2 separate regions of the Homo sapiens genome follow, and region 1 is linked to region 2. The links are chromatin loops, found by intact Hi-C in ENCODE. Cell type or tissue: ascending aorta. All regions are shown on one strand. Links, peaks and the distances in the headings refer to the core of each region. The heading gives the core; the rest is flanking DNA. Region 1 overlaps HDAC4 (histone deacetylase 4). Region 2 overlaps HDAC4 (histone deacetylase 4).

Region 1 (15,392 bases), core at 6,939-9,438, 150 kb after region 2:
ACGCTGGATCTTTCCTGCACTGTGTGGGTGTCAGATGGCTTCACCAGAAACTGCATTTAAACAGAGCCTTTGAGTCCATGTTCACGCTGAGGAATGGAGGCTTTTCCACTTTTAAAAGCAAGCAACGTTTTGTCATTTTGATGATGTTGAGGGATCTTAGTTTTCCCCAGTAACATCTTCATCGTGATCTTCTTAAAGATATTAGTCACCGTGTATTTTTTATAATGACTCTTAAATTTTCCCCTCATGTGACTGCTGATAGATGAAAGGAGGCCAAAACAACTAACTAACTGTTGTCCAGCCAGCACAGTTCGTTCCCATTTGTCAGCAGCTTCTTGGGCCTGAGCACTGAAAACCGTGCACTCCACAGCACTCCTTGTCCAGCATCCTCATGTGTCCCTGGGCACATGGTCCTAGCAGCAAACACTCTCCCCAGCATGTGTTGGGGCCCGGCTGCTGGCCTGGGCTGTGGCACTGCCATGGATTGTCCTGGCTCTTTTAAGGAAGCAAAATCCCAGAGCTCACGTTTGGTGAGAAGTTGGTAACTTCAGCCTTGTTCCGGCATTCTCTAGCCTGCCTGGTAGGGCTTGGTCCCCACAGTTGGGTGTGAATTGGGAGGAGGCTGGGCTGGTCCTAGGGACCGAATTCTGTTGGCCCCTGTATGGATCATGGATCTGGGCAGTCAGTCAAAGGTCCTGGGCTCCCTCTGCACTTGCCTCCATGGTCAGGCTTGAAAAGTGTTCATCTAGCTCTGCCCTCCTCACCTGGGGCCTTCTGAAACCAGTCACTCAAGGTCACGGCTGCCCATGGGAAACATCCATCCATTGCTTAGATGTGCAGATAGGGTGGGTTTTCCTCCATTTTGGGGGGAAGCTGTCCCGCTTGGTGAGGAAGAGCACAGGGCCTGTGGCCAGGCTGGCGCCCACGACACCATATCCTGGGCAGACTAGATGACCTCCCGTTGTGTCCGCAGGTCTGCAAGGTGGGGCGGTGGGCATCCACTTCATGGCTTCATGGTTCTTTCATTAGTCAAGTCCCACAGCTCATCAATAGGCTCATGGCTTTCGCCCTGTGTACTAGTGACCTGAATAAAGTTACAAGTGTTTGTTCTTATCTGTGTGTAGAGTAGGCTCAGGGTACTGTGAAATAGGACAGAGTGTGTTTTCCACCCTCACATTCATCCCTGAGTTTGGGAAGGGGCTCTCTGTTTGCCTCTGACCATTGCTTGCTGTCCCTTGTTCTAATGCAGTTTGCAGAAACTGCTGGAGAGGGGTGGGACCAGGAAGAAATGGGCAGTGCCCACACTTCCTGCTGCTGTATGTAAAGGTGTAATGTAGTACATACTTCAGGAGGTGCAGTGTGGTGAGACTTCCTGCTGCTGTATGTGAAGGTGTGGTACATACGGAGGTGCAGCATGGTGAGACTTCCTGCTGCTGTATGTGAAGGTGTGGTATATACTTCAGGAGGTGCGGTATATACTTCAGGAGGTGCAGCGTAGTGAGACTTCCTGCTGCTGTATGTGAAGGTGTGGTACATACTTCAGGAGGTGCAGCGTGGTGAGACTTCCTGCTGCTGTATGTGAAGGTGTGGTACATACTTCAGGAGGTGCAGTGTGGTGAGACTTCCTGCTGCTGTATGTGAAGGTGTGGTACATACTTCAGGAGGTGCAGCGCGGTGAGACTTCCTGCTGCTGTATGTGAAGGTGTGGTATATACTTGAGGAGGTGCAGCGTGGTGAGACTTCCTGCTGCTGTATCTGTGTTTATGTACCTGTGTGTATATCTGTGTGTGTACCTGTGTGTGTATCTGTGTTTCTATGTATCTGTGTGTGTGTCTGTGTTTCTGTGTGTGGGGTGTGTATCTGTGTTTCTGTATATCTGTGTGCGTTTCTGTGTTTGTGTATCTGTGTTTCTGTGTGTGTGTCTGTTTCTGTGTATCTGTTTCTGTATCTGTGTTTCTGTGTATCTGTGTGTATATCTGTGTATGTACCTGTGTGTGTATCTATGTTTCTGTGTGTGTATCTGTATGTCTGTGTATCTGTGTTTCTGTGTGTGTATCTGTGTGTCTGTGTGTGTACCTGTGTTTCTGTATGTATCTGAGTTGTCTTGTTAACAAAAATACCCATTTTGCGTTTTCTCCTCTACCTTTATTTTTAATTAATATTATATGGTGGCCATTATTCCATTTTTACGTATGAAGCTCAACGCCTTTCTCTCAAGTAGTCTAAGACATAGATATAAGTTGGACTGTTTTCTGGTTACCATTTTGCCAGCAACTTTGAGCACCTTTCCTCACTGTGTTAGTATTTCTGTAGGAAAGGTTCCTGAAAATGGAGCTGCTGGTTCAGAGTATGTATATTCCAAAACATTGAGCAAATGATACCCCCTCCCCAGCAGCCTGAGAGTCCATTTTCCCCACCCCCTCCACGAGCAGGCGGGATGGTGTTGCAGTTCATTCTAGGCAATGTGGCCAGTGGTGAAGATGGCGAGCCTGTTGGTGTTTGAGTGAGCAGTGCCGTCACCGTCAGTCAAGGGCGGGCATGGCTGTGTGCTTGCCCCCTCCCCAGGAGCACGTGAGCAACGTGCTTCAAAGTCGAGGGTGGCTGGTGCCCCGGAGCTGGGCAGCGGGGCTGCCCTGAGCAGGCTCTGTCTTCAGAGCCACCCTGTGCCCAGCATCTGGAGCCACGCAGGGCACGTGAGGCGGTTCCATCAGTGCTGAATGGAGGTTGCTTAGCGGCAGTGCGTTCACCTGTTCTTCTGTGGGGCATCGTCTTTGCTTGTTCCTTTGTAAGTACTGTTTATATGTTGTTTGCAATGCTGTGTTTTCATGTATTACAGAAGTTAGATTCCAGTCTGTCATTTGTCTTTTAGAATTATCTTTTTATTTATTTATTTATTTATTTATTTTGAAACGGAACGTCGCTCTGTCGCCCAAGTGAGACAACCTCCGCCTCCTGGGTTCAGGGGATTCTCCTGCTTCAGCCTCCTGAGTAGCTGGGACTACAGGTGCCACTACCACACCTGGCTAATTTTTGTATTTTTAGTAGAGACGGGTTTCACCATGTTGGCCACGCTGGTCTCAAACTCCTGACTTCAGGTGATCCACCTGCCTCAGCCTCCCAAAGTGCTGGGATTACAGGCATGAGCCTCCATGCCCGGCCAGAATTATCTTTTTATTTTCACCGAAGTAAATAAACGTACATTTACATAGACCCCCATGATGTTCATGATAGGAGAACGGCCGTCCCTGACTGCCTGTCCCGCCTGCGTTATTACAGCGTGTGTCACGTTCACAGCAGAACCAGAGTCCACCTGGACTGCATTCACCTCGTAGAAATTTTTCCGGAAGTTGATCATTTTTTTCATTTGCTTAGTTTCACACCTGCCTGCTATCAATTCAGGCCCACATTTCAGCAGACCTAGGAGACCCTCCTCTGCACAGCAGGCCGCCTGGTGCTTCTGGCCCCACTGCCCGGTGCGTGTGAACGGTCTGCTCTCCCGGCCTGGCCCCCGCCTCCTCTCCCGGGCTCCGTGGCCTCCTTTCTGCGGCCTCGCCATCTTGGTCATGCACGTCTTCCAGTGGCTCTTGGAGAAGTCGTGCATGGAGCATGAGTTTTTGGAGTCCTCATTTGCTGGTAAATCACTTTATTCTGTCGCACTCTTGGATGATCAGTTGGTTGGGACGGGTTTCCTGCAGGGTTTTCAGGTCATCGTCTTGCCCTCGATGTGGCTGTTGCCAAGTACAAAACTGTTCTCAAGGCCGAGCCTTTGTCCCCAGAGCTCTGAAGCAGTTTGGGATCCCGCAGGTGGGGGATTCTTGGCCTCCGTGTCCAGCTCCTCTTCAGCTGGACAAGTAGGCCTGGAATTGCTGCTCATGATTTCTCCACCCTGCTGATTCTCTCTTCTCCTGGCGTTTCCAGTAATTTGTTGTACGACCTTTGCACTCCCATTTTTCATCTTTTTATCCTTTTATTCCCCCTTCTGACAATTCTCAACTTTTTCTCCAGCCCCTTCCTTCTGCACTTTAGTTTTTGTCCTCTTGTCTTTATCCTCTTTAATATTTCCTTTGGTGTCACTTTAGGATTTCAGGGCAGAGCAGCTGGAAGCAGGTGCCTCCTTCTCTCTGCAGTTCTGCCTGCCCGCCCTGTCCCACGGCGATATTGCGTGCATTCTCTGATGCTACATCAATGGGTTCTTTCCTCGCTGGCCGCTGGACATTGCATCAGGCCCACAAAGAAACCGCCCTCCACACTGGTGCCAGGTGCACGCCTGTCCCCTCTGTAAACCCGGCCCCTAAGAGTTAAAGCGTTCCGGCTCTGAGAGCCGCTTCACCTGCAGCTGACTCTCAGGATGTTTAAGTTGGAGGAGCCAGCCTGTGTCTCCATCAGAATTGCTTCTGGCAGAAGGATGAAGGCACCTGCTAGGCATTGGGCACTGCGTTGAATTTTAAGGTTGTGATTGGAATGTTGTATCGCCTTAATTAGTCATTTACTTGATTGGCTTCAGGAGAAACAATCCCACCTGCTCCCTGTTCCCTAAGGAGCAGACACTGCATTTGGAAGTACAGTTGGCATCCTTCCTGCCCTCACCCACGCTTGGTGGGAGCAACTCTTCCATGAGGCCTCCGGCCTGATGCTTTGGTTCTGTCAATGTACCTGCAGCCCTCTTAGGGGTGGGATCCAGTTTCTGCAGTTCCTCCACCTGGCCACATCGTGCCTGGAATGAGTGGAAGGCCCGCGAGGGCGGTGAAGGGGCTGCTGCACTGAGCCAGTACACGTGCAGCCTCGACCCTCACAGTCACCAGGTGCCGGCTTACCTGCATCTTCCACTTTGGCTGCCTTTGGCAGAATTATTGGAGTTACAGGCATTGTGCAAGCTTTAAGACACATGCATTTGAAGGGCTGATATTGTAGGTCCCTATGTCTTAAGTCAATCTATGAGATGCCCGGCCTGGAAGTAATGAGGGAGGGCAGGAAGCAGGAAGGCTGGCCACCCTGAAAGCAGGCAGTGAGCCGGTCCTCGTGGTATGCGGCTCCCCCGGCTGCCTTCTGCCCCCTAGGGCTTCTCTGTTCTCCCCAGGAAGGCCACTTCATGTGCCCCGGGTGGTCTCCAGCATCCCCCTTCTCTCCTGGTCCACGTGCTGCTGCTCAATCCCCTCCCCGAGCCCCGCATCCAAAACCCTGCTTGTCTGATAGGTTCTGCGGGGGAGTCAGAGTGCTGAATAGCCCACGGGGCAGGGACGAGCGGAGGGCCCCAGCCTCATGCCATGCTGTCCCTGGCAGTGCTGGCATGGTGTCCTGGAGCCTCCTGGTCAGCTGCAGCCACCCTGCAGGCAGAGTCGACCAGGGACGTGCAGTCGGCTAGAATCAGGGAGCCCAGGCAGGTGTGCAGGCTGGGAGGCAGGGGGTAAACAGGTGAGGGGACAGAAGAATTCCAGATGGTGAGAAGGCTGCTGTGAGGAAGACAGGGCAGTGGGGCTGTGATGGGGGCAGTGGGGCTGTGGGGGGTCAGGGCAGCCTTGGGAGGGGCGTGGAGCAGAGGCCTGTGGAAGGGGAGAGGAGGGAAGGGGAGGGGAGTGGAGGGAAGGGGTGGGGTGAAGCAGCCACCATGGGACTCTCCTCAAGAGTCTCTTGCACAAAGAGTCTGGAGTGCCCGGCAGGGCTGTGGAGGATCTGCCGCCTGACTGATGACCTGGTGGCAGCGTGATGACCCCCACAGGGCCTGGGGGAGGCGGTGCACTGGGCTGCAGTACCACAGCCAGTCCATGGTAGCCTGGAGTGACCATGTCATGCCCGCCTCCCGATGCCACGTGTCCCACTCTATGTGGCAGGGCAGCCACTGAGGAAGACCTTTCACACAGGGCCAGGGACCCTGTGCTCTTCTGTGGGCACACACAGCCCCTGCCTCTCAGAAGTGGCTCCTGTCCCAGGCCCGGGGAATCCCTGCAGAGCCCATGTGGGTTTCAGTGGAGATCTGGTGGTGAGAGAAGAGGTACTGTTTTCTTGCCTAGTCATCAGTTGGGTTTTTTGGCTTGTTTTTTTTGGTTTTGTTTTGTCTTTTGAATAATGGCAAGAAACCCAGCGTGGAAATAGAAGTGGAGCTTGTGAATCTACGCTTGCCTCGGTCGGTTGTGTTAGGCACAGAAGTGTGCCCTCGTCAGTAGCCCGTGGAGAGGCCGGCTTGTGGCTGAATCCGTCATCTGTCGTCATCCAGGTCCCCCGTGCCACAGCACAGAGGCCTCGCTCCCTGCAGAGGCTTAGAGTCTGGTACCTTCTCACAGCGCCTCTCTGGTTTCTCTGGGAAGGCTGTTTTAGGGAGCTTGCTTCTCCCACATCCTTCCAAGACCTGCAGAAAAACTGTCCCTGACTCGAAGCCTTTTCCAAAGTGGAGAAGGTCCTGGGCTGTCTGCACGTCCCAAAGAGTGAAGTCATGTTGGTCCCCATCGCCCAGCCACATCAGTCCTGCTTCCAGGAGAAACTCCGTCTCATTCCTTGTTGCTCTGGAGGCGGTGCACTGCCTGTTCCAGAAAGATTAAGAACAGCAGGAGTGCTGATTCTTTAAGAAGAGGTAAAATCTCCCTAATGTGCAAATCTCCAAGTGGTAGAATCTTGAAAGTAGCCAAGTAAAACCTCAGAACTCAAAGGCTTGTGTGACACACGTCTCCGTGGCGGTATTCTTGGCTCTGTTCTGGACTCTGAAAGCCGATAACCTCTCCCGGGTGGGTTTGGGGATTTCTTTGACTCCGGTCGCTGCCTTTAGATCCCTAGTGCTTCCCAAGGCGGGCCTCGCGCCGGAGGTTTGGGTTCCAGATGCAGATGAGTTGGGGACCACGGTGGGCTGAAAGGTGTAGATTCGCAAATGGCTCTGTCCACACAGGCAGAGCTGTTCACAGAAACCGACCCACGCCCAGTACCTTCACCCTGTGGTCAGATGAAAGGTGAAGCCGGCGCAGATGTTGGGATGGGCTCTGCTGAGCCTCCCCAGGTCGGGGTGGGGATAGCAGCCTCACGCTCTGGAGGCCTCACTGACTGACACAGCTGGGGCGATGCATGGGCGAGCAAGAAAGTGTGCAACGTGGACACCATCCTCACATCCCTGGGCCCAGCCTCACATCCCTGTCAGTCTTTCTCTGATTTTAGAGCAACACAGCTATGAAGATAGGGGTGTATTATCTAGAAGAGCATTAGTTACGAGACATCGCCATTAAGTGACTTCACACCTCAGCAGCCTCCTGCCACGCCCAGTAAATCAGCTTGTCAGTCCTGTTTCCATCTCCTGGTAAACAGTGGTGGCCTGATTCTGTGAAGACAGTGCCAGCGCTTGCATAATGCTGTGGCCACAGAAATTTATCCAAAGCACCAGATTCGTTTTATTCATTATTTGGGACTGATGAATGGGATTTAGAATCCCCTGCTTCGTGAGCTCCCTGCGCTCTCCCCTGCAGCAACACAGCAGTGTTGAGCAAATATTTACTCACCAGAGTGCGTATTTTTAAAAAACCACCAACAGGATAACCTTGAGCCAGTGGTGTCTGCCTGGCTGTAATGACATCTCCTTTTTGTGCAGCTTCTGAACCGAATCTGAAATTACGGTCCAGGCTAAAGCAGAAAGTGGCCGAAAGACGGAGCAGCCCCCTGTTACGCAGGAAAGACGGGCCAGTGGTCACTGCTCTAAAAAAGCGTCCGTTGGATGTCACAGGTATGTCGGCTGAGCAGGTACACCCGCCCCGCTGCCCTCTCTGCCAGGCCTTCCTGCCATAGGCGATTTCTCTCAGGAGCTTCTGAAAACCCACGTGTCTGCCTCACGCTGTCAACCCCCAGTGTGGTCCTGTTCCCATGGCGCTGGAAGTGCCAGGCCCAGGGGACCAGGTTTGATGACTCCGGCATGTCTAAGCCGGGCCCTGCTCCTGGCATTAGTGACTCAGAGCTGGTTCTAGGTGGGCTGAGGTGCACAAGGGTGCCCCAGCTTGGCACTGCGGGAGATGCAGTCAGGAGCTTGAGTTGAGGCTCCTCTGAAGGTGGGTCTTAACCAGTCCCACCCTAGTAGTGGTGAATCGCATGCTCTGCCCTGTTCCGCTGCCCCTGAGCAGTGTCTGAACCACCGGGGCATTTTAACGTCTTCCCACGCCAGAGCACCCATCAACTGAGCAGGGAGGGAAGCAAGGAGTGAAGTTGCTTCAGCTTGGCCCTAGTGACGTGTCACGGTTGGCCCCATCTAGTGGTGGACACGCAGAAGGACAAGACCGAGCAGACCCCCATCCTGAAGGCTCACCCGCCCCTCTTGAGGGTACATCCCCATCCAGAGGACCACCCATTCCCAACCACCACCAGGGTACACCCCTCACCCCACCACTCCTGAAATCACAGCACCAGGATAAAGGAGCTGCTTGGGCATGGCCTGGATAGAGGGGAGGCAGCGGACATGTTTGCACAACAGAAAGTGTTCAACTTGAAGGCCAAGGCTCATGGTAGGTGGTCTGTGAAAGGCACAGTTCCACTGAGCAGGCTGTTGACCTAGGGAAGCCGGGGAGGGGCTCCTGGTGCCATGCCCCGTGTGTGCGAGCATTGGCATCACACAGGGACTCTGCTTCAGCAGTGAGGTGAGAGCCAGACCTACCCGCTAAATACAGGGCCCTGCCTGTTTCTCGTGCCCTGTCCCCTCTCTACTTGAGGAGTTCCTAACCACGGTGTAAGGGTCTGGGTCTGAATATTTGTGGATTTCTATTAAAAAGTATCTGACATCTTCATGCCCAGGGGAACTCCATATGTGTCATTTCTGATGTAGGTTTCTTTCCTCTGGCCATTATAGTACACACAGACCTTTTCTACAGCCATCAAGAAATGTTATGATCTAAAGTTTCACTAAGTCTAGCTGACTGGGGAAGATTCAGTTGAAACGAGGAATCATGTGAGTTAAAAGCTTTCAAACTCCAATGCAGCCTTTTTTCCTATGAGCAGTGCCTTGCTTGGCCAGCTCTAATGGACACGTGAACCTTTGCGTTTTTTTGTTGTTTTTTTTTTAAAGTGTGCAGTGGGTGAGACGGAGTCTTCAGCAAGCTTCTTCTGAGTGTTAAAGCTGGTGTTCCTGTTGTCACCCAGTGACTACTGAGTGCTGTTTTTGAGTCAGCACTGGGCTGGGCGCAAAAATAGTGAGACAGAGTCCTTCCCTGGAAGGAGCTTGTGATGTAATTTGAGCAAGCAGCACATCACACGTGAGACCATCCAGGAGCCATGCGTGACAGGGCGTGATCAGTGCTGAGCTCACCCAGGAGTCATGTGTGACAGGGCCTGATCAGTGCTGAGCTCACCCAGGAGCCATGCGTCACAGGGCGTGATCAGTGCTGAGCTCACCCAGGAGTCATGTGTGACAGGGCACGATCATTGCTGAGCTCACCCAGGAGCCATGCGGCAGGGCGTGATCAGTGCTGAGCTCACCCAGGAGTCATGTGTGACAGGGCATGATCAGTGCTGAGCTCACCCAGGAGTCATGTGTGACAGGGCGTGATCAATGCTGAGCTCACCCAGGAGCCATGTGTGACAGGGCTTGATCAGTGCTAAGCTCACCCAGGAGTCATGTGTGACAGGGCATGATCAGTGCCGAGCTCACCCAGGAGCCATGCGTGGCAGGGCGTGATCAGTGCTGAGCTCACCCAGGAGCCATGCGTGGCAGGGCGTGATCAGTGCTGAGCTGTGGCATAAAGGGAGCCCGTGCCGAGGCACCTAGGAGTTGGGAGATCAGCACAAGCCACTCTAAGCCAGCAGAGCTCTGCAGAAGGTGGCATTTGCACTGGGACTTGGCGGGTGAGTGGGGCTGGGGCAGAGAGGCAGAGGGTTGTGCATCTCCTGGCCGGCACTGGTACCAGGGAGCTGCCACGATGGGGAGGCTGCTCTGAGTGGAGCTGATTTTCAGAAGACAGGTATTAGGAGTTCTAGGCGGGGTGGTCCCACACGGAGGAGTGGAGCCGATTTCCAGAAGACAGGTATTAGGCAGGGTGGTCCCATATGGAGCGGTGGAGGCAGTCGCGGTTCTTGGCAGAAAGAGAGCCAGGTGGATACTCTGCTTTTTCTCAGTCACTAATTAATTGGGTGTCTACTGTAGAGCACAAAGAAGAAAATGCATTCCCATACGCACTCTGTCCAGAGTGAATCCTGCTCACTCTGCACATTCCCGCAGCCCGTGTTCTGTGCCTTCCTCACACCTGAGTTCTCTCACTCTGCACGCCTTCCCGCAGCCCATGTTCTGCGCCTTCCTCACAGCTGAGTTCTCACCATCTTCCTGCGCCATCCTGCATCCCTCTCCACTCAATTTCAGCCACACGCCTTTTGAGCACCTCCAATGGTGTTCCCGTTTTGCTGATCTAAGTAATACTATGAAGATTATGCATTTATATGAATTTTCTTAGACCTATTCCTGGAAGTAGAATGCAAAAAAATAAAATTAACCTCGTTGAGTTAAAAGTGGGTGGAAAGTTACACATATAATTTTTACCGCCCCAAAAAGTTGTCCGGACTCCCCAGGCACATGCGTGAGGGTATTTATCTGACGACACAGCTGGGAGGCACCCATTACAGGGAAGATCTGCTGGATCTTGGTGTGTAGCTGGAGACAGCTTGACATCAGAGAGCAGGGGTCTAGGGTGGGCTACGGTGGGCTGCAGGTGGGGCAGAGATGGGAGAGTTGGAGGGGCCTGGAGAAGGCGGGTCCTGCTTTCTTGAGTGAAATGCAAACACTGGCTCAGCCCAGGTGGCATTCTCAGAATGCCCACTCACAGTGCAAATAACATGGCCTCGGCAGCGGGAGAAGCCTACCTCTGGAGTTAGTGTCTGGTGGAAGTGAGAGGGTGAGAGGGCCAGGGAAAGAAAGAGGATGGGGTAGGGTCGGGACCCAGTCCTGTATTCATGCTCAATGCCCAGGACAGTGAGCTGACCCCACACTCTTTTGAGCTCCAAGAGCCATGGGGAGCGGCTGGTGTAGGGCTTCTGGGTGGACACCCTGGTTTGCCCTTGGGAGGTTTAGACTGCCCTGCTGTTGAGGGCAAGATGTTCCCAGGGTGTTCCTGGTGGGCAGCGTGGTCAACAGAGGAGGTGCGCCTTCACCACCCAGCTGGGTTAACTCTGGTATGCAGACGCCCATGACAGTTCCCTCAAGCCACGTGGCCTGGGACGAGTGATGTTGCTGCTCCATGCCTCCATCTCCTCTTCTGGGAAACGGGGTCATAATGGCACCTTCCTCAAACAGTGACTGAGAGATGGATGAGCTAATAAAGGCAAAGTTTGGAATCAGGTCTGCCAGGTTGGGGGAGCTGTGGGTGGCTTTACCTGTTCCCCCACCCTCCTCATCCTCCTCACTGTGGCTCGGGGCTATATTTGCAGAGTCACCACCTCCAGCAGGCGTGGATACCACGTGAGTCAGCATGAGTGGGCACCTGCGTCCTCGTGGGCTCCAGGAGGACGCGGGCAGCAAGCAGACCGTGGAGGAGGCTTTGCTGGGGATGGCTCCGTTGAGGGGCTGCTTGGGGAAAACATCCCTTAACCTCCCCTCCAGGGCCCCCACCATGTCCCTTCCTTCTGACCTGTATGCGCTGCGCATATAGGTTGGGGCGAGGTTCTGAGCACCCAGAGTCGTTGCTGAACAGCAGACGCCTAGAGTTCTCGAGGCAAATGGGTCACATTGTGTTTTCTTTGGAAAGCTTTAACCAGATGATGCCATTGTTAAAATGCCGTTAAACTAAACATATGACAAGCCAAACAAATCCTTGTGTGAATATCGAGAGCCTCAGCGGCCTCCCACGGTGGATGTGTGTGCCCAAAATAGCAGCAGACCCCTTCAGAGGTGAAGGGATCTTTGGATTGGACGTGGCCCCTTTTGGAAGTCACATTCAGTCAGAGCGGAACCTGGTCTCATTAACCAGGGTCAAGCCGCACCGATGGTTAAAGATCCTCTAAGACTGTCCGAGCGTGTGTTTTCCAGTAGCACGGATAGATCTCAGGAGACACTGGCTATATTTTCCCCTGGATGCTTGCTGCTATGTAGGGAAAATGAGAGGATTCAGCTCAGAGTGAACACTAATAGTAGGTTGCTTTATTTTGAACTAAGCTTTTTATAGTGAGCACAGGAAAGCTGACCTTTTGCTTTTCAAAGTCACTTAGCTTCTGCATTTTCTGGTCTTCTGTTGTTAGGTCACTAATAAGTGTTTAAGGATTTATCTTTTTGGTGTTTAAAATTGTCTTGAAAATCAAACGAGGTATAAAATTGGTAACGTACATGTCCTAGAAAAAGTGAAGTCAGTGGCAAAACTGGAAAATCAGAAATCAGCATCATACTTTCTTTTTTGAAACCATGGCCATGTTCTTTTTGTTGGGACTTCTGCCTGTCGCAAGCTAACGAGCAGGTCCGTGGAAGGCACCGGGCATTCGGGCCACAGGTCAGCACGGCCCTCCCTCCGCATGGAGTAACACTCACCAGGGTATTTCTGCCTCCGCAGACTCCGCGTGCAGCAGCGCCCCAGGCTCCGGACCCAGCTCACCCAACAACAGCTCCGGGAGCGTCAGCGCGGAGAACGGTATCGCGCCCGCCGTCCCCAGCATCCCGGCGGAGGTCAGTGCGAAGCGTTTGTCCTGTGTCCTACGGCTAGAGTCGGACTCGGGACGGATGAGCTTGAAATGACCCCACTTTGCACTTGCCCTTCACTCTTCACCTTCCAATTTGGGGTGAGGGAAAGTGGCCTGTGAGCCATCCTAAAAAGGACGCAGTTGGAGGTTACTCTCCTGCCTTCCTCTCATCACAGACATCTCCTTTCATTATGAACACGCTAGTTCCAGGCACGTCGGGGACAGCCCTGAGCCTGGTCCTTTCTCCTGACCTCTTCCAGAGCAGATGTCACTAGATGGTGTCCCAGCACAAGCCCACGCATGGCAGGTGCTCTAGGTGGACAGGATCCCTGCTGCCCAGCTCGCTGTGGTCGCCAGTGCTCTGAGGGTGGCTGAGAGGCCGTGGGCACGTGGGTATAGTTGCTAAGTGAGACTTAACATTTTTTATTTTGTATTGAGAAATACACAACACGATGTCGGCCAACAAACTATGTGTCAGGGCCGACTGGAGCGTCACCCGTGGTCAGCATGGCAGGGCCGGCCAAAGCCACAGAGCGGGGAACTTTTCCAGGCATCACGGGAACCAGGCATCTCAGACCGCAGAGCTCAGCACCCCTGGTCCCCTGCCTTCATCAGACCCCAAGTGGTGCCACAGTCTGGGAGGGACATTGGCAAGCTAGAGAGGAGTCAGGGGACGCTTGGAGTCCCTAGGTGGGAAAGATGTCAGAGACGCAGGAGCTGAGTGGCAAGGCAGGGAGGAGTGGCGCCCAGGCTGGCCGAGTCGCACACTGACCATACTCGGAGGCTTTCCAGGGCAGCAGGTCCGAGGACCTCGCTCCGTGTTCCTTGAGCTCCTTTGCGCCCCCTGCCTTTATCCCACACGTGTCCCGAGCGCCTTGTGCCAGGCCCAGGGACAGAACCAGGCAGGCAGCAAGGACCTGCCCCACACTCCACACAATGCCCCACTGACAAGGAGAGGCCACCCCCAGAGCACGGGGAAGAAGAGAGAGGCAGAGAGAGGCAGTCCCGCAGGCTGAGTGGTGCCCTGGGCCTGGGTGGGCCTGACTGCAGGGCAGGGGTGGGAGGGGTACGCTTTAGCAGTGAGTTTTCTGATGAGTTGAGCTGGAAATGCTGTGTCTGCTTCATGGGGCAGAGTTCTACTGAGTGGGAGGTTCTTTCTGAATTCTCTCCAACTTACAGAAGGCTATAATTTATTAAATATAGTTATTGACTTTCCTTCTTAAATATTTAGAAATGAATCCTGCCCTTCCAAAGGATTGGCAAATCTTAGCTGGGATACAGAGGCATGAGTGTTTAGCATTTTCATTTCAAATTTCAAGACCGTTTATGTATAAACATTTTTAGAGACTAGAATTACTGCTCAGAACGAATTTTGCCCTTTGTCTCCAGGCTGCTTAATCCCCAATTTCTCTTACTCTTTCTACTTCATACATCGATTTCTTTTATTACCTGTCTTCTTCAGCCTGCCAACTTCAGTACTTATTTAGATGATTAGAAGTTTTAACAGTCCTCTGTATGGCTGTGGTCATAGCTGAGGTCTACCAGTAATAAGCCTTATAATGCAACCTAGAAATTACTTCCTGCCCTGAGGTTAACACTGGTTGCATCTTGTTGATTGTGGTCCTAGATACATGTTTTTATTTAAAATGAGGCACTTATGTACATGGTAGTTAATATTGGAACAGTGCCTTGTTTGGGTGGGTCTGCATCATTCCAGTTCTGTGTTAATTTTTAGAAATCACGATACGTAAATGAAGCTACTGGAAATTAATAGAACATGTAGAAGGAGTTACAGGAAATACCAAGAGGTGCCATTGTTCATGTTCCACATCAGATGTTCATTAGAGTGGGCACGGGCAGCCTTTGCATGTTGGATCACACCCAGGCGCCCTTTCTGGGTTTCAGTATCTCTAGAGTTGGACGGGTCTGTGAGAACACCTGTGCTTCATGGCCAGGGGCTGGCTCTCCGTTCTCACGTGGTGCAGAGTGTAGTGAGCTTGCCCGTCAGAGGGGGTGTCTCGAGTGGATGAGGATGTGGGGGGAGCAGGGGCCTCCCAGCCTGGCTCTCAGCACTGCCTTTTCTGTTCACCCTGGGGTCCCTAGAAACACTACTGTACCTTGAAGGCCCCCTGGACCCAGGGAAGCCCAGTGTGCCGGGCACCTCCTCCTCTACAGTGCCAGGGAGGCCCAGAGTGCCGGCACCTCCTCCTCTACAGGCCAGGGAAGCCCAGTGTGCCGGCACCTCCTCTACAGGGAGGAGGCAGGGCTCAGAGAGTGAGAGGAAGTCGCCCAGGTGCGTAAGGGGACAGCTCCTCTGTGGCCGCTGCTGCTGTTATTTACACGCGTGCCTGGATGCTCTGACCTCAGGCCCGCGGACTTTCCCTCTGAGCACATGCTGAGATGCGGTCCGGGGGCGCCAGCCTCAGAATGCCTCCCGCAGGGCTCGGCCCCGAGGCAGCAGATGCCAGAACGCCCTGCGATTTCTCAGGTGGACCAGTCGGCATCTCCAAGGAACAAATTCTCAGAAGCCTCCTTTAGTTCCAGAAATGGGCTTAAAAAAAACCTTGCTTACAAAGGAAATGAAAACTTTGCAAACATTAGAACGTCTCCTTATTTTGTTCCCAAATGATAACACAAGCATTTCCTCTACAGCATAACTTACTGATAATTCTTTAACTTTTGACAAAAAAAAAATTGCCTAGGAAAAATGTTTTCCTCAGTAGCCCTTTAATCATTCCTTACACAATGTAATATGTGAGCAAATCTAAAGGGAGTTGCAGGGT
Region 2 (15,392 bases), core at 4,351-6,850:
GGTGACCTTTAGAATTAGAGTGTCAGCACTCAGCTGGCTGCCTGCATCTGAAAAAGGAGCCATTGTAGCCAGTGAAATGGGGAAAAACCAGAAAACCAGCTGGGCCAGGGCGCTGCAGGACTGGCCATGACCGCCCTGTGCCACTGTCTGCAGAGACCCTGGTCCAGGCGGGTATTGGCCTCCTTCTGGGCAGAGTGCTGGTGTCCACGCCCAGGGCACACATACAGCTAAGCACATCCTCTGTGTGCGTGCATGTGTGCATACCTGCATATGTGCGTGTGTGTGTGTGCTTTGAGAGTGGTGGCTTTCTGATTGAACAAGCAGAGTGCTCAAGGACACGGCTCCAGGTCAGCCTGTGCAGGCTCCAGTTTGGTGCTCCCCTTTTCTTGCTGGATTAACTTTGGACCATCCCTGAGCCTCTTTGTGCCTCAGTGTCCTCATGTAAAATGGGCGTGATAGCATCCTCAGCTCTCTGCTGCTTCTGTGAAGATGAAGAGTCCCTCTGTAGATGCGCCCATTGCCTGGTAGCTCTAATTACTGGCTCTTCCTTCAGCACCCTGTAAGAAGCTGTTGCAAATGAAGTGTGAGTTGGTGACAGAGCAGTGAAGAGGCTGAGAAAGACAATGAAGGGCTCTGGGGGCACTTGTGATGTGGTTTGGAGAGACAGCTGCCCTAGAACTCACACAGGTGGCCCACTTCTTTGGTCTGTTTGTGCAAAAGTCATTGGTAGTGATTTTGTTGGTGGTGGTGGTTTTGGTGAGGATGTCCATTTAAGAAATAAAATGAAACTGAACGGGAATGGTAAACGAGACACAAAACAGAATGAAAAGCCTCCCAGAGGCTGAGCTTGAAAGGAAACAGCAAATTACAAAGTGAGAATGCCAAGAGCTTTCTCCTTTAACAAACCAGGGTGCATTGTTCTCCTTTCTAATGATAAGGGAGGACCTGTTTGCTCTGGGAAGTTTTAGAAAGGACAAAGGCGTATGAAGGAGAGAGTCTCTGACTCCTAGTCCTGTCACCCTGGGTTCAGCTGTGAACATTTTCATGTGTTTCCTTCCGGCTCCCATCTTGTCTCATTCTCGTTGGTTTTTATGTAACCAGCTTTTGGATGAATAAAAATCTGCTCTTTTGCTTTTCACCCTTGCCAGTTTACTATAATCATCTTTTTTTTTTTTTTTTTTTTTTTTTTTGAGACGGAGTCTTGCTCTGTCACCCAGGCTGGAGTGCAGGGGCGCGATCTCGGCTCACTGCAAGCTCCGCCTCCCGGGTTCACGCCATTCTCCTGCCTCAGCCTCCCAAGTAGCTGGGACTACAGGCGCCCGCCACTACGCCTGGCTAATTTTTTGTATTTTTAGTAGAGACGGGGTTTCACCGTTATAGCCGGGATGGTCTCGATCTCCTGACCTCGTGATCCGCCCGCCTCGGCCTCCCAAAGTGCTGGGATTACAGGCGTGAGCCACCGCGCCCGGCCTATAATCATCTTTTCACATTATTAAAAAACCCTTAGCAGCTGTTCCCTAGCACTAAAAGTCTTATCAGACGGGCGTTGTCCCGAAGCCGTTGGACAGTCTCTCCCGGGCCTCCCACACACCCACCCCCTTAGTCAGAGCAGAGGCCTAGCTTCTGTGGCCCTCTGTCCTGTCCTGAGAGCGCACAGTCCTGACCTGGATGGTGCTCACATGACCCTGAGGGAGGAGTGGCATCGCCCCATTTTACAGATGAGGAAGCTGAGACGCTGAGCTCCTGGCCTGGGTGGGCTGTGCTGCCTCCGAGGCCTCCGAGGCAGGCCCACCTGCTCCCCTTCCTTCCAACTCCCTGTTCTGGAGCCAGCTCTGCTTGCTATCCTGAGCCTCAGCCATGAGGAATTCTGGGGTGCCCACAAATACATCTGTGTGTGCCCCAGCTGTTCCCACTACTGTTGTCCCTTCCCAGAAAGAGAGAGCCCCACCTACTCAGAAGCCTAGGTCTAACAGAGCTCTTCCCTCCTTTCCACCTTCAACGGGGACTTAGTTTCTGAAACACAGTGGCGCGACCTCCTTGCAGTCTCTTTCTCTTTTTTTTCATCTCTGCCCTGGGAGCCAGGTAGGCTCCAGACTCCCTATCAGCCTATCCACAGCTTTCAGAACCTTTCCAAAGTGCAGATCTGATCAGTCAGGCCTCTGCCAAGGCCCATCAGGAGCTCCCAGTGTCCACGTCCTCACGGCGAACAGCTTCCCTGAGTGTTCTGTGCCCAGGTTCAGAAGGGGCTGCCCCTGCCTGGTGATTGCGGTCCTTGTCTGAGTCACTGGGAGTTGATAGAGGTGGATCATGGGGCACTTCTGTTTTAGCGTAAATGTGACGCCTCAGCGACCCTGCACTGCACGGAGCATCCATGAGCTTTCTGCCCAACCTGTGAGAATGAGCTGCTCTTCCTCCCATAGGCAGCAGAGGGTGGGCTGGGAGACGATGGGCGGGTATTTGTGTGGCCCAGTTCTCTCTAGAAATGTCTCTGTTAAATTAACAAATGGCAAGTTAGTAAATTGCAAGTGGATGATTTAAAGTCCTCCTGTTACTTTTAGAGTTCTAGGGCCCTAACAGGTGCTTAGCAAATACTTGTTAAATGTTTTCCCACTAGAAAGGTTTTGTAAGGAGGAAGGAGGCTGGCGTTCTCGCCGTCAGGTTTTTATGCCATCCGCTGAGTGCAGGTATTTTGGGAGCACGTAAACTGTATGTCCAGGTGATACAGGTTAGCCTCCCAGTATAGGGTGCAGTGGACCCAAAACAGGAAAACCACGTGGCCAGGCACAGCAGCTAGAAGCGCATCAGCTGGAGAGAGCCCAGAGATGCCCTGTGCGTAGCCACTGCAGGAAGCCTGGAGGTGCCCTGTGCGTTGGTCTGGGGATCCCTGTGTCCATAAGCAGGTGGGCCTCGGGCTCCTGCTCTCAGCTTCTGCCTGGCTCTTGACCCCTTAACTACCTCATGGTAGCAAGAATGTGACCTTTCTCCCACGCTCCTTTGCTGCTCTCCGCCCTTGTTAATGTTCCGCCCCTGCTGGGGTAGATTGTATCCCCCTTTGATTGTGGAGGGTAGGGCCCTTCTCAAATAGGGTTTTCTGGGACCCTGCGGTTTTGCAAGGTGTTTGCAGTTATTCACCATAAAAACCGAGGGCAGGGGACAGGCCCTGGTCAAACCCCTTTGGGGGAAGCTCAGAGAAATTCAGAAGGCAACTGCTACATTCAAGCTCTGGGAAGCTCCCGAGTAGAGAAGCCAGCTGGGATCTGTCGAGAAGAGACTTGTCCAGTTTATTATTTCAGGGAATTTGTATCCCATGGACACAAATTCCTCACGGGATGCCCTTTGGGAAACGCCTTGTGAGGACTGACCCAGCTGGAGCAGGTACCTGGGAAGGAAAGTCATTTCCAAGGGATTCTGGGCTACCTGGGAGCTGGCCGCTGGCCTCACACCTGAACCTGAAGGCCAGGTGGGTGGTCTCATTTCATGTCTATAGGGACATTCAGCTGTTATTTTTTTAAGTAAAACTGTATCTAATGGAGCTTGCTATTTATTGAGTGATAACTTCAAATCGGAAATGTTCTTTTTCCCACTGAAAGGCCTGAGCAAGGTTTTGCTCTTAGTGCTGTTGCATACCTGTTTCCACCCAGCTTTTAGTCTCTTGTAATTTCTGTTTGGGTATTAAAAGGACGGTCTAGGTCCACGTGAGAGACCTGGTGAAAGAGAGCCTCCTTGGCTTCTGGTAATGAACTTCCATCACCCCCCTTCCAAACAAAGAAACAAAAAAGAAACAGTATCCTCTCGACCCAGCCTCCCGCCTTAGTCTGCTAGTTCATGACACTGGATCATGCCTTATTTGACCTGACCCATTACTTGGCTCGAGTTCCCAGATAGGATATATTGACTTGCTTTTCTGGAAGTAAAGAGATGCATTTTAGATGTGGGTTGGTGGGTCTGTATTTTCTGGGCCCTGCCAAGTATGCCCACAGGGGTACTGGTTTCTCGCTGGAGTGGTGGGGTCACTGCCAGCCCTTCAGATTTGTTTGGCTCTGTGCTCCAGATGGACAGCGGGGCTCAGCCTCCACTGCCCATCTCAGTGCAGAAGCTCTCCAGGGTCTTTCTGTCACACATCTAACAAACAGCCAGTGCTAGAAAGGGGTTTATCCTCGAACGCAGAGAGCAGTGAGTGAGGGCATCTTGTCTTCTGCCGTACCAGGTGAAGGTGACCTCAGGGTCCCCTGGGACTGCTTCTGCAGGTGCTCTGGGAGCCAGCGCATTGCAGCACCTGCCCGGCTGGGAGTCCCCAGCCACACTGACAAAACACCGGAACACTTGGGGCCCCACCTACCATCCTGGCCGTCCCCTTGCCTGCCTTGCCACGATGGGCAAGCACAGCCCCTGGCGTGGCCGTCCTGAGCTGGGCTGTGCGCGCAGCCCCTGGTGTGGCCGCCCTGAGCTGGGCTGAGCTGGGCCGAGCTGGGCCGTGCGCGCAGCCCCTGGCGTGGCTGTCCTGAGCTGGGCTGTGTGCACACACCAGCATCCTGCCCCATCAGTTGCTGTGCTGCAGACAAAGGAGGGATCCACTGGAGCGGGAACTCTTGCAAACAAAGGTTCTATTTTCATGCAAATGTAATCGGCGGCTCCCGGGGAGAAGGCCCAGCTAGCTGGGACTCTTGAGCTTAGGCCCCTTTTCTAGAAGGCGATGGTGGACACTGGAAATCTTCTTTATGATATCTGTGTGGACTTAGAAGAACCAAATAAGAAGCTCTTACATAGATATTGCCCTTCCCCCGACCTGCCAGCTAGGGCTGTAAGTAGAAATTAACCTAAATTAGGAAGATAATTGTCCCTGTGTTAATTGTAGGTTGTCTTTTAAAGCTGTTTTCATTCTCCAGGCCTGAGCAGCAGGCTGGCTTCGGGCCCTACCGTGGGTTGCTGCGCATTGACACCCATGAAAACCAAAGTTCCAGAGGGGCGACCTAGCGGCCTTCCTGCTTTCCAGAGCTCCAGGGTCTCTAGATGATGACGTTTCTTTGAAAATCCCACTGCAGCTCTTCCTGTGTGCCCTCAGGCCCCCCGCCACCCAGGGGACCCCTCTTTGAGGGCGATCAGGCTCTCAGCCCAGGCCATGTAAACAAACACCGGCTATTTTCAGCAAGCCTGTGGTGTCGCAGCTGGCCTGGCAAGGCCCATCCCCGTGTGCACTTGGCCCTGGCCAGCCCGGGCCAGCCCTGGCAGGCGAGCCATGCCTTGGAACGTTCTTACCCGCCATGCTTTTCAGTTTTGTCATAACACCCCCTGGCACTCGACGGCAGCGTCCCAGTCAAAAGGGGGCTGAACAAGGACCCCAGGGACTATTGTATTTGGGGTTTTCTTTGTTGGGAACTTGGATTTCTGTTTGAAAGTGCTTGGTAAAACCTGCCGTCCTCCCTGTCCCGGGCACGCACCAGCAGGTGGAGGCAGGCGCTGCCTTCTGAACGGCTCTTTCCTTTTGTCCTCGGTTTTCTTGAGGCCTGGCTCACTTATTCCATTAGTCATGATTGGATAAAGCTTTTAAAGAAAAATCCCCACCCCTTGCCTTACTGTGCCACGAAAAATTCCTGAGTGAATGAGCGAAGCCACCCACTTGATAGGAGCCCTGGAGGCTGCCTTTCACATGGACTTTCAGGTGGGCCAGGCCCTGTATAGAACCCCGGCCCTCCCCATAGTGCCCTAGAAACACACTAAACACGGGAGCGTGTGTGGTGTGTGTGTGAGTGCGTGCGCGTGTGTGCGTACGTGAGTGCGTATGTGAGTGTGTGCGTGCGTGTGTGTGCATGCGCGTGCGAACTGAATGCATGCGTGCGCGCATGTGTGGTTGTGTGTGCGTACATGTGTGTACGTGACTGCTTGTGCGCACGTGCCTGTGTGTGTGTGTGTGTGTGCCTACTCCCATTTCAGGAGCTTGCCCTGCCTGTTTGATTTTTCTAAAGATTGACACTCTAAATCCCCTTTCTCTCCAAAACTCTCTTGGGGTGATATGGAAGACTCCTAGGGTCTCCAGTTTTACCATATTCTCCCTAGTCCACACAGAAGGTGTCCTTCAGCCACATAAAATGGGCCACTCATTGGTGCTGGACATCCTCACGCCATTGGTGCTGGTGTCCCCATGTCGCTGGTGCTTCATGTCACGTGCCGTTGGTTCTGGGTGTCCCCACAGCCTGGCCTTAGGGTGCTCTGTTTCTTTATAGTTAAGGAATTAGCTCAGCTGACAGGGAACTAGGTAAGAGTAAAGTCTGATAACATGGAAAATGTTAGTGCACATTTGAAAAAAAATAAATTTAGTAAAAATGTTGATATATTTTAAGTTTGAATGACAAGACTTGAGTGAATTTTTCCTGGTTAATGTTGTGTCTTTTGATTAAGCCATTTCAATGGAGTGTACATTTATATTAACTCTTGATGCCTTTTTTATTTGCCGTAATTGGATTAGAAAATAAGATCTTTTCTGTAGTTGATAGAACTTTGTTAATTTTATTCTCTCATTTGTTTTCCTTAACTCAAAAATGGTGAGTAAAGATCACGATGCTGTTTTAAAATTTAGGAAGTGGTGAACCATCAAGAGGATAAGGTTAGGTGTAATTTGAAGGATGATTATGAAGTGAGGGTTTATGCAGATTTGTGCACCAGTGTGTACAGTAGGGAAACGGAGGGTTATAACCAGGGGCATTCTCAGAGTTTGGGCAGGATCAGGCAGCGGGCAGAGCTCTGGTGCCCCATCAGGCGGGGACTTTGGGGGGTGCTCTCTGCTCTCCGTGGGCTCCCACATCAGATGAGCCAGGTGGCTGGGAGGGGCCCTGCGTGCCCAACACAGTGGCTGAGGGGCTGCTGCTCCTGCCCTGTGATGTGTGCTCTCTCCCCAGCCTGGATTTCCAGAAGAAAAGACCTCTGCTCCTCCTGTCTTTTTATTCTTTATTGGCCTGGTGCTGGGCACTTAGTTGGAGTTCAGTAAAGGTTTAGTGAGTGAAGAAGGAAAAAATGTTACTTAGAAGTGTTTTACTCGACTTCCTTGATCTGGAAACACACACACATATTGTAACATAAGAAAAGTTATATGCAAAAACAGTTCTTAAATGACACCTCGACTAAGACAAAACACAGACCTTTTCTTTTGTGGTTAGTGCTTTTTCGTATTTCATTTAAAAACAAAACAACCACCAAAAAACCTTCCCTACCTCAAGGCCATAAAGATAACCTTGTATATTTTCTCTTAAGGCCTTTGACGTTTTGTCTTTCATACTTAAGCCTTTGGTTTTTGTGTGGGGTGCAGGGTGGGGATCAGTTTCATTTTCTTTTCTCATTTTGAGAACCATAATGTTTGACACTTTACACCCTTTCTCTGGGATAGCTGTGCGGCCAGCTCATCCTCCAAGTTCAATCTGTTTTGGACCCTCCCTGTGCTCAGCTGCTCCAGAGCCTGTCCTGGGGCCAGCAGGGCACTGTCTCCTTGACAGGCGCTGCAGCCGCACTCCCCTGTCTCAGCCCCCTCCCTGCAATTGTCCCAGCTCCTCCTAAGCTGTGACTTGTCTAGAGACAAGTTCCTTTAAAAAGCCTAGCCTGAAACTTGATTGGAATTGCATTGACTCTATGGATGAATTTGAAGGCAGGGTTGGCATCCTGACAGTATATTTGTGTGTGTGGCTTCTCTTTCCCTCCATCAGGTCTTCTTTACTGTCTTTTTTCAATAGATTTTTATAATTTTCTCTATAAAGGTCTTGTACGTGTCAAGTTAGATTTATTCTTTATTCTTTGGTAGATTGTAGTTGTTTTGTTTTTCTGTTGCAGACAATACGTTTTTTTTTTAATTAAGTTTTCCCTTGCTAGTTTTTGGAATTGCAGTTGATTTTTATATTTTATTTTTATATCCAATCATCTTATTAAAATCTTATAATTTCTAAAAATTTTTTTCTGTAAATTCTTCAGGGTTTCTAAGACAAAGACTGTTAAAGTAACGATGCTAGTTTAGTGTCTTCCTCTCCAATTCCTGTGTTTATTTTCCTTGTCTTACTGTGCTAGCTGGGAATTCCAGTTCAGTTTTGAGTAAGAGCAGAAATACTGGACTTCCTTCTGTCGTCCTTGACATTAAAGAGAAGATTTTTAACATTTTTCCCAATTTAAGTATGATGTTTGACATAGGTTATTTTAGATTCCCTTTTTCAAGTTAAGTTCATGGATAGCTGTGTTCCATTAGCCAAATGCTTTTACTCCGTCTGTTGTGATGATCGTATAGTTTTCTGTTCTAATTTTCTGTTAAACTTCCCTTATCTCTTCCAGTGGATTCAGCTTGTTTGTGATAAATCTTGTCATTTTCATACTTTGCTAGCGCTTCAGGATTCTTCATCTCTGTTCTTGAATTGGAGTGGACGGTAATTTTCCTTTTTTAAGGTCTTTTTTTTTTTTAACTTACAGGGATAGTTTATTTAAGATTAGAATTAATTATTCCTTGAAAGTTTGTAAAAATTAACCTCAGACTATTTGGGGTTCATATTTCCTTGGTGGTTTGATGTTTTAACTACTGATTTAACATCTTTAATGGTTACTGATAACCTGAACTTTTAATTCCTGTCATATGGATTTAAAAGAAAGTTTTTAGGAGTCCTACTTAATCTACGTTTTCAATTTTATTGTCATAGATTTGCTTCTGGTGTTTACATCTTTGCTGGATTTGTCTCTGTGTACCCGTTTTCATTTACAACATGACTTAGTCTTCTTCTTGATTAATCTGTATTAATCGTTTTGAGTCACTCTGGCTTTGTGGATTCCCTTAGTTGTAAGTCAGCTTTCTGTGTTTTAAATGCCTGCTCTTATCTTCCTGGTACTTTCTGTGGCTGGCTGCACCCAGTGTTCTCTCTCTCCCGAGGTTGGATGTGCAGCTCCCATTAGTTCTTAGCCTTCCTTCTGTTATAAGCTACACAGTTCCCTTGAAGTAGGCATTGGGTGCATACAACAAGTTTTGACACTTAGCATTTTCATTTCCATCCCAAGTTTTTAAAAGGTCGTGTCAACAGTACACCTTTGAGATGATGTAAGGAGGTGCCACTTGGTCTCTGTGACCTTCCTCCCAAAAACATACAACCCCATCTGGTCATGACATCAAACAAATTCTGATTAAGGGACATTCTAGCAAACACCCAATCAAGTACTTTAAACTGTCAAGGTCATTAAAAACAAGGCAAGTCTGAGAAACCGTCGCAGCCGAAGGAGCCTCAGGAGTCAGGAGGATAAAGGAAGGACAGTGGGGTCCTGGGTGGGGTCTCAGAACAGGAGGACCACAGGGAAAACAGGAAATCCAGGCACGGCTGCAGTTCATGCTGATGGATCACTGTGGGCTCACGAAGTGTGACGCATGCCCCATCCTGGTATAGACGTGATCAAATGCCTCGTATTGTCCGAGAGGTCCCCAGGACATTCCCTGCCCAGGCCAGTGTCCAACTCCCTGTGCACTTGTCCTTCCTGCTTGCATCAGACACTCTCCTGCTGGGGTCACTTTCTCTTTTCTTTATGAACACATACCCCTTAGGAGTAGCTTTAGTAGACCTGTTGGTGATACAGTCCTTGCGTGTGTATGTGTGTCTGATCTGAAAATGTCTCTATTTCACCAACATGCCTGAGTGACTGTTAGGCAAAACTTGGAGGTGAGTTTTCTTTTTCTCCTTTCATCACGTTTGGTGTATTCTTCTCATCCTTGGCCGGCCTACCTCAGCATAGCAGCCGCTCCTTCCTTGTCTGTCTGTGTCTCACTGGCTGCTCGTCACATCTTCTTTTGTCCTTGATGCTCCCAGTTTTGTCAGGGTGTGTTTGGGTGTGGAGCACCCTGTTGTCTTGGCATATGTTTGCCTTTGTGTCTGTGAGTTTGTGTGTTTTATCAGTCCTGGAAATCCGCAGCTAGTGCCCCTTTAAATATTGCTCCATAGTCTTCCTTCCTTCCCTTCCTTCCCTTCCTTCCCAGTCCTGCAGAGTCAGCTGTCACACCTCCTCAGGTGGCTCTTATGGGTTTTCAACTCTCCTTGGACTTTTACTTTCAGAATACAAAATACAGGATTTGGGCTCTCCTTCATTTTTGTATTTTGATTCCCTCTGCTCAGCTGATTTCTTCGTCAGGATCTTCTCACTCACCGAATCTCCTTTTTATTTTTGCATGGCATTTATTGCTTAAATCATTCATTGAGGGTTTTCTTTTTTTTAAAATGCATCAATTACACTTATTATTTTTGAAAGTCTACTTTGTTCTTTTCCTAAAATGATTAATTTTGACAATTCTGTTGCTTCCTCTGATTCATTACTTAAAATTTTTCAAGTATTTTCATAAACTTTTTATTTAATCAAAACATACATGGGGAAAATGATAGTGAATAAAGCATTAAGAGATTCTTTGAAAGTTTCAGAAACAGTAATCGTACCATTTCTCATGATATGAGTAACTGAAGAACTTGACTGTCTTTTGATGTGTTTGCTGCCTTTTTTCACTTCTTTCTGTGTTGGCTTGTGTTTGCTTGGGAGCGTATGTCTCGCTGGTCTTACTGTTTGGAAATAGAGGGATGGGAGTGAGGAGGCCGTTCTTCTGATAGGCATGCCACGTGCATTTCCTGGGAGCTGCCCTGGACTCCAGCCCCTGCATCCTGAACGCTGCAGCTCTGGGCTCACCTCGGTCCTGACCCCCATGCAGTCCTCCACCCGCTGCCCTCAACTCTCCTGTCAGCTCGAGTTGCTTTTGTTTCCCTTAATTATATATTTCTGGCTTGTTGGAGGGTTTCCTTACTGCTGGTGAGCCCAGCAGTGTGACAGAAGGTATGTCTTATGCAGAACCTGGGGTTTCCACAGCACAAGAGCCTGTAAGATGACTTGTCTGCCACGTCCCCAGAAGAGGAAGTTTCTAGTACTTCAAAAGCCCAACCTTTGGCCAGCTTTCTCTCAGCCCCTTTTACCCAGCTTCGTTTTCTCCCCACCAGCTGGGATGACAGGTCCCGCGGCGGAGACACTTGCTGGCAGCCGGCACTGCTCCTCTGCCTCCCCGCACACTAGCGAAGCCCCAGCCTCGGTGGAACCCCTTGCTGTAAGGCTTCTCCTTCCTTACCCAGGAAGTGCAGGATGCCAGGGAAGAGCACCGGCTCAGCATTCTGGCCACGCTGCACAGCCGCGAACTTGGGGGCCCAGCCGCGGCGCGTTCTCCACTCCCAGCAGGGATCTGCCCCTCCCACCCCCAGCATGGCTGTGTTCCTCCTTAGCGTGGCTCTGTCCCCCTCCACCGTGGCTCTGTGCTCATCCAGCTGCCTGTTTTCTCACTGTGTAACGCTTTCTCTGTACCATCTGCAGTCTTTGAACTTTGAACTTTGAACCTGGCCTTCCAGGTTGCCATGAAGGTAGACTGTAGATTGTCTAGGTGTGGGGTGGGATGTATTTTATTTGATGGCTTGGTAGACTGATGGATGCATTTAGACGACTTGTCTCTGGGCTTCCTTCATGCTTTTGATCCCATCTCTCCTTTCATTGTGAATATCCTCTCATTTTCCTTGTAAGTTTTGTCACTTGTCTCTGGCTTCCTTTCTGAGCCTCTAAATATACCCTAATTACTTACATTAAAAAACACAATGAAACAAAAGTTTCCCGATCCTGGGTCTCCCCAGTCTGCAGCCCAGACTCTCCTCAGCTTCCTGTGGGAGGGCTGCTTGTGTATTTACTTTTGAACCGGGACACTGGTCTCCAGGACACTGGAGAGTGGAAGGGCCTCTGGCTCTGGGGCGTGGGCGCTCACCGTCTGGTGCCTTTCCCCCTGCAGATCCTGGAGGCCCCACCTCCCACCCAGTCCCTACTGTGGTGGCCTGCTCTGTGTGTGCTGGGACCATCTTCATGCAGGGGCATCTTGCCTTTCACCTGCCTCTGCCTCTGTTGGCACCGGATGCCCAGGGGCACCTGATGGGCTTTCATGCATGTCACCTGGCGTGTGTGGAAGCTGCTCTCAGGGTCACCCCTGACTACGAGGGCCACAATGCACCTGCCCCCATTCCTCAGGGAGGCAGCTCTGCGATGCTCCCCGAGGCCCCGCGGAGGGTCCCCGTGATGGAGCATGCTGTTGGCCATCACTGGGTCAGCACAGTGGCTCAGGGCTGCCCCCATGCGTTGGCTCACTCTGCCCACTCCCTGGCCCGCTCCCTCTGTCCCTCACCCAGCATCCCAAACCACATTCATCAGAAGCGCAGCCAGTCCTGCCATCGGTGTCCTCGGCTCCGCTGTGGTCGGCTCCCTGTAGCTGGGCTCAGGACCGGCACTGTCCTGGTGGAGAGTCCTGCTTCAGACACCACTTGGGCTCCTCTCAGTGTGTCTGCGGCCTGTGATGGGCAGCAGGTGAGTGTCATGTGGAGAGACGTGGAAAGCCACTGGGCGTGGAGACCGCAGCATGGACTTCACAGTTTTCAGAGGCCCTGGGGTGCAGAAGCGGGAACTGTGACTGGCTGGGGGCCCCTGCGCCGACGCCCTTGGCGCCTTCGGGGCCTCACCGCTGTAGATCCCGAGGCAGCACTACTGTCCCCCAGCAATGTTGGAACTGCTCTCCACTTCTCCCCGGCACTACATGGCCCCTCCAGTCAGCCCAGGCATTCAAGCCAGAAGCTAGCAAATGTATTTTGCTTTTCTTCTCCTAACTCCCGACAGCCTGCCCATCATCCCTTTGTGACAGTGCTTCCACCAAAACGCCATCAAGGCCGCCTGATCCTCTCCAATTCCATGACCGCCCGTGGTGGCCGGCACTGCTGTTACCGCTCGCGGAAGTGGGTTGCCAAACACAGCCGTTATGAAAACGAAATTAGCTAAACTTACGACTAAATAAGTCACATTAAAACAAATGCAATCAGTGCTTACAACTCTGCCTTCCTGATTTCTGTACTGCAGTGCTCTCTTCTCTGCTCGCAGGGCTTTTGTGTTCTTATGGTGGAAACGCCCAGGTGTGGTCAGGCCCCTTCTAGCCTCTGCCGGCAGTGGCGTCCCAGGCCCCTCGCGGTGGCCAGCCCGACACTCGCTGCAGCCTCGTCGGCACTGATCCTGCTCATGGGGGGCGGTAGCCATGAGACCAGGCTTTCTGCTGTTTGAGGAGCCCCGCAGCTCCTGTACCTCAGGCCCGCACCCTGGGCACTTCTGCTGCCGGGAGCCCCTTCCTCCGGATCTCAGAGACCCAGCGTCATGCAGAGTTTTTTTAGCTTAAGCCTCAGTTCCTCAGAGAGGCCTTTCCAGCCAGCTTGACTCGCCAGCCCCTGCCCTCATAGTCCTCTGCGGGCCAGGCCCGTGGTGTCCTCTTGTAGAGCGCATTCTTCCACTGACTGTCAAGCTCCCTCTGCACCCTCAGCCTCAGCATTGCTCCTGCATGCGTGGCTGACTGTGGGCGAGCGAATCCTGGAACATCACATGTTTTGTTTGTGGAGTGGTGTGTACATTGTTTGTAGAGTGGTGTGTACATTGTGTGTAGAGTGGTATGTACATTGTAGAGTGGTACGTACATTGAGAGTGGTGTGTACATTGTAGAGTGGTGTGTACATTGTTTGCAGAGTGGTGTGTACATTGTGTGTAGAGTGGTGTGTTCATTGTAGAGTGGTATGTACATGGAGAGTGGTGTGTACATTGTAGAGTGGTATGTACATTGTAGAGTGGTGTGTACATTGTGTGTAGAGTGGTGTGTACATTGTGTGTAGAGGGGTGTGTACATTGTAGAGTGGTGTGTACATTGTGTGTAGAGTGCTGTGTTCATTGTAGAGTGGTGTGTACATTGTTTGCAGAGTGGTGTGTACATTGTAGAGTGGTGTGTACATTGTAGAGTGGGGTGTACATTGTTTGTAGAGTGGTGTGTACATTGTCGAGTGGTGTGTACATTGTTTGCAGAGTGGTGTGTACATTGTAGAGTGGTGTGTTCATTGTGTGTAGAGTGGTGTGTACATTGAGAGTGGTGTGTACATTGAGAGTGGTGTGTACATTGTAGAGTGGTATGTTCATTGTGTGTAGAGTGGTGTGTACATTGAGAGTGGTATGTACATTGAGAGTGCTGTGTACATTGTAGAGTGGTGTGTACATTGTAGAGTGGTGTGTACATTGTGTGGAGAGTGGTGTGTGCATTGTAGAGTGGTGTGTACATTGTGTGGAGAGTGGTGTGTACATTGTAGAGTGGTGTGTACATTGTGTGTAGAGTGGTGTGTACATTGTAGAGTGGTGTGTACATTGTGTGTAGAGTGGTGTGTACATTGTAGAGTGGTGTGTACATTGTGTAGAGAGGTGTGTACATTGTAGAGTGGTGTGTACATTGTGTGTAGAGTGGTGTGTTCAGTGTAGAGTGGTGTGTTCATTGTAGCATGGTGTGTACATTGTAGAGTGGTGTGTAGAGTGGGGTGTTCATTGTAGAGTGGTGTATACATTGTGTGTAGAGTGGTGGGTAAATTGTAGAGTGGCATGTACATGGTGTGTAGAGTGGTGTGTTCATTGTAGAGTGGTGTGTACACTGCGTGTAGAGTGGTGTGTTCATTGTAGAGTGGTGTGTACATTGTTTGCAGAGTGGTGTGTACATTGTGTGTAGTGTGGTGTGTTCATTGTAGAGTGGTATGTACATTGAGAGTGGTGTGTACATTGTGTGTAGAGTGGTGTGTTCATTGTAGAGTGGTGTGTACATTGAGAGTGGTGTGTACATTGTAGAGTGGTGTATATATTGTGTGTAGAGTGGTGGGTAAATTGTAGAGTGGCGTGTACATTGTGTGTAGAGTGGTGTGTTCATTGTAGAGTGGGGTGTACACTGCGTGTAGAGTAGTGTGTACATTGCAGAGTGGTGTGTACATTGTTTGCAGAGTGGTGTGTACATTGTAGAGTGGTGTGTACATTGTGTGTAGAGTGGTGTGTACATTGTGTGGAGAGTGGTGTGTACATTGTAGAGTGGTGTGTACATTGTGTGTAGAGTGGTGTGTTCAGTGTAGAGTGGTGTGTTCATTGTAGCATGGTGTGTACATTGTAGAGTGGTGTGTACATTGTAGAGTGGTGTGTAGAGTGGTGTGTTCATTGTAGAGTGGTGTATACATTGTGTGTAGAGTGGTGGGTAAATTGTAGAGTGGCATGTACATGGTGTGTAGAGTGGTGTGTTCATTGTAGAGTGGTGTGTACATTGTTTGCAGAGTGGTGTGTACATTGTGTGTAGAGTGGTGTGTTCATTGTAGAGTGGTGTGTTCATTGTGTGTAGAGTGGTGTGTACATTGTGTGGAGAGTGGTGTGTACATTGTGTGTAGAGTGGTGTGTTCATTGTAGAGGGGTGTGTACATTGAGAGTGGTGTGTACATTGTGTGTAGAGTGGTGTGTTCATTGTAGAGTGGTGTGTACATTGAGAGTGGTGTGTACATTGT

Evidence for each region. Hi-C counts contacts between places; a loop is a spot of excess contacts. Peaks named below come from ENCODE experiments on the same cell type or tissue, not always from the same donor. Only the 100,000 strongest peaks of a DNase experiment are listed, where the experiment ranks them.
Region 1: a loop joins it to region 2, with 3 times the contacts of the local background. A loop is called at or near these places in 5 of 110 quality-filtered maps.

What each region holds. Positions count from the first base shown.
Region 1 is chr2:239,136,887-239,152,278 of GRCh38, reverse strand. It overlaps HDAC4 (histone deacetylase 4), which reads left to right. Exons shown (of 27, transcript NM_001378414.1): 8 at 7,565-7,696; 9 at 12,483-12,595. Among named protein-coding and RNA genes, the nearest start is that of HDAC4-AS2, 49 kb to the left of the region's middle. In ascending aorta, for the core only: a CTCF peak has its summit at 8,254 (motif pointing left); no DNase peak of the experiment used is centred there.
Region 2 is chr2:239,281,105-239,296,496 of GRCh38, reverse strand. The region is part of intron 2 of HDAC4 (histone deacetylase 4); the gene reads left to right. Among named protein-coding and RNA genes, the nearest start is that of MIR4269, 17 kb to the left of the region's middle. RefSeq lists enhancers at 1-353, 354-970, 4,246-4,777, 4,778-5,307 and a silencer at 2,280-2,339. In ascending aorta, for the core only: a CTCF peak has its summit at 5,442 (motif pointing right); DNase peaks (open chromatin) are centred at 5,216 and 5,516; H3K27ac peaks cover 2,260 bases.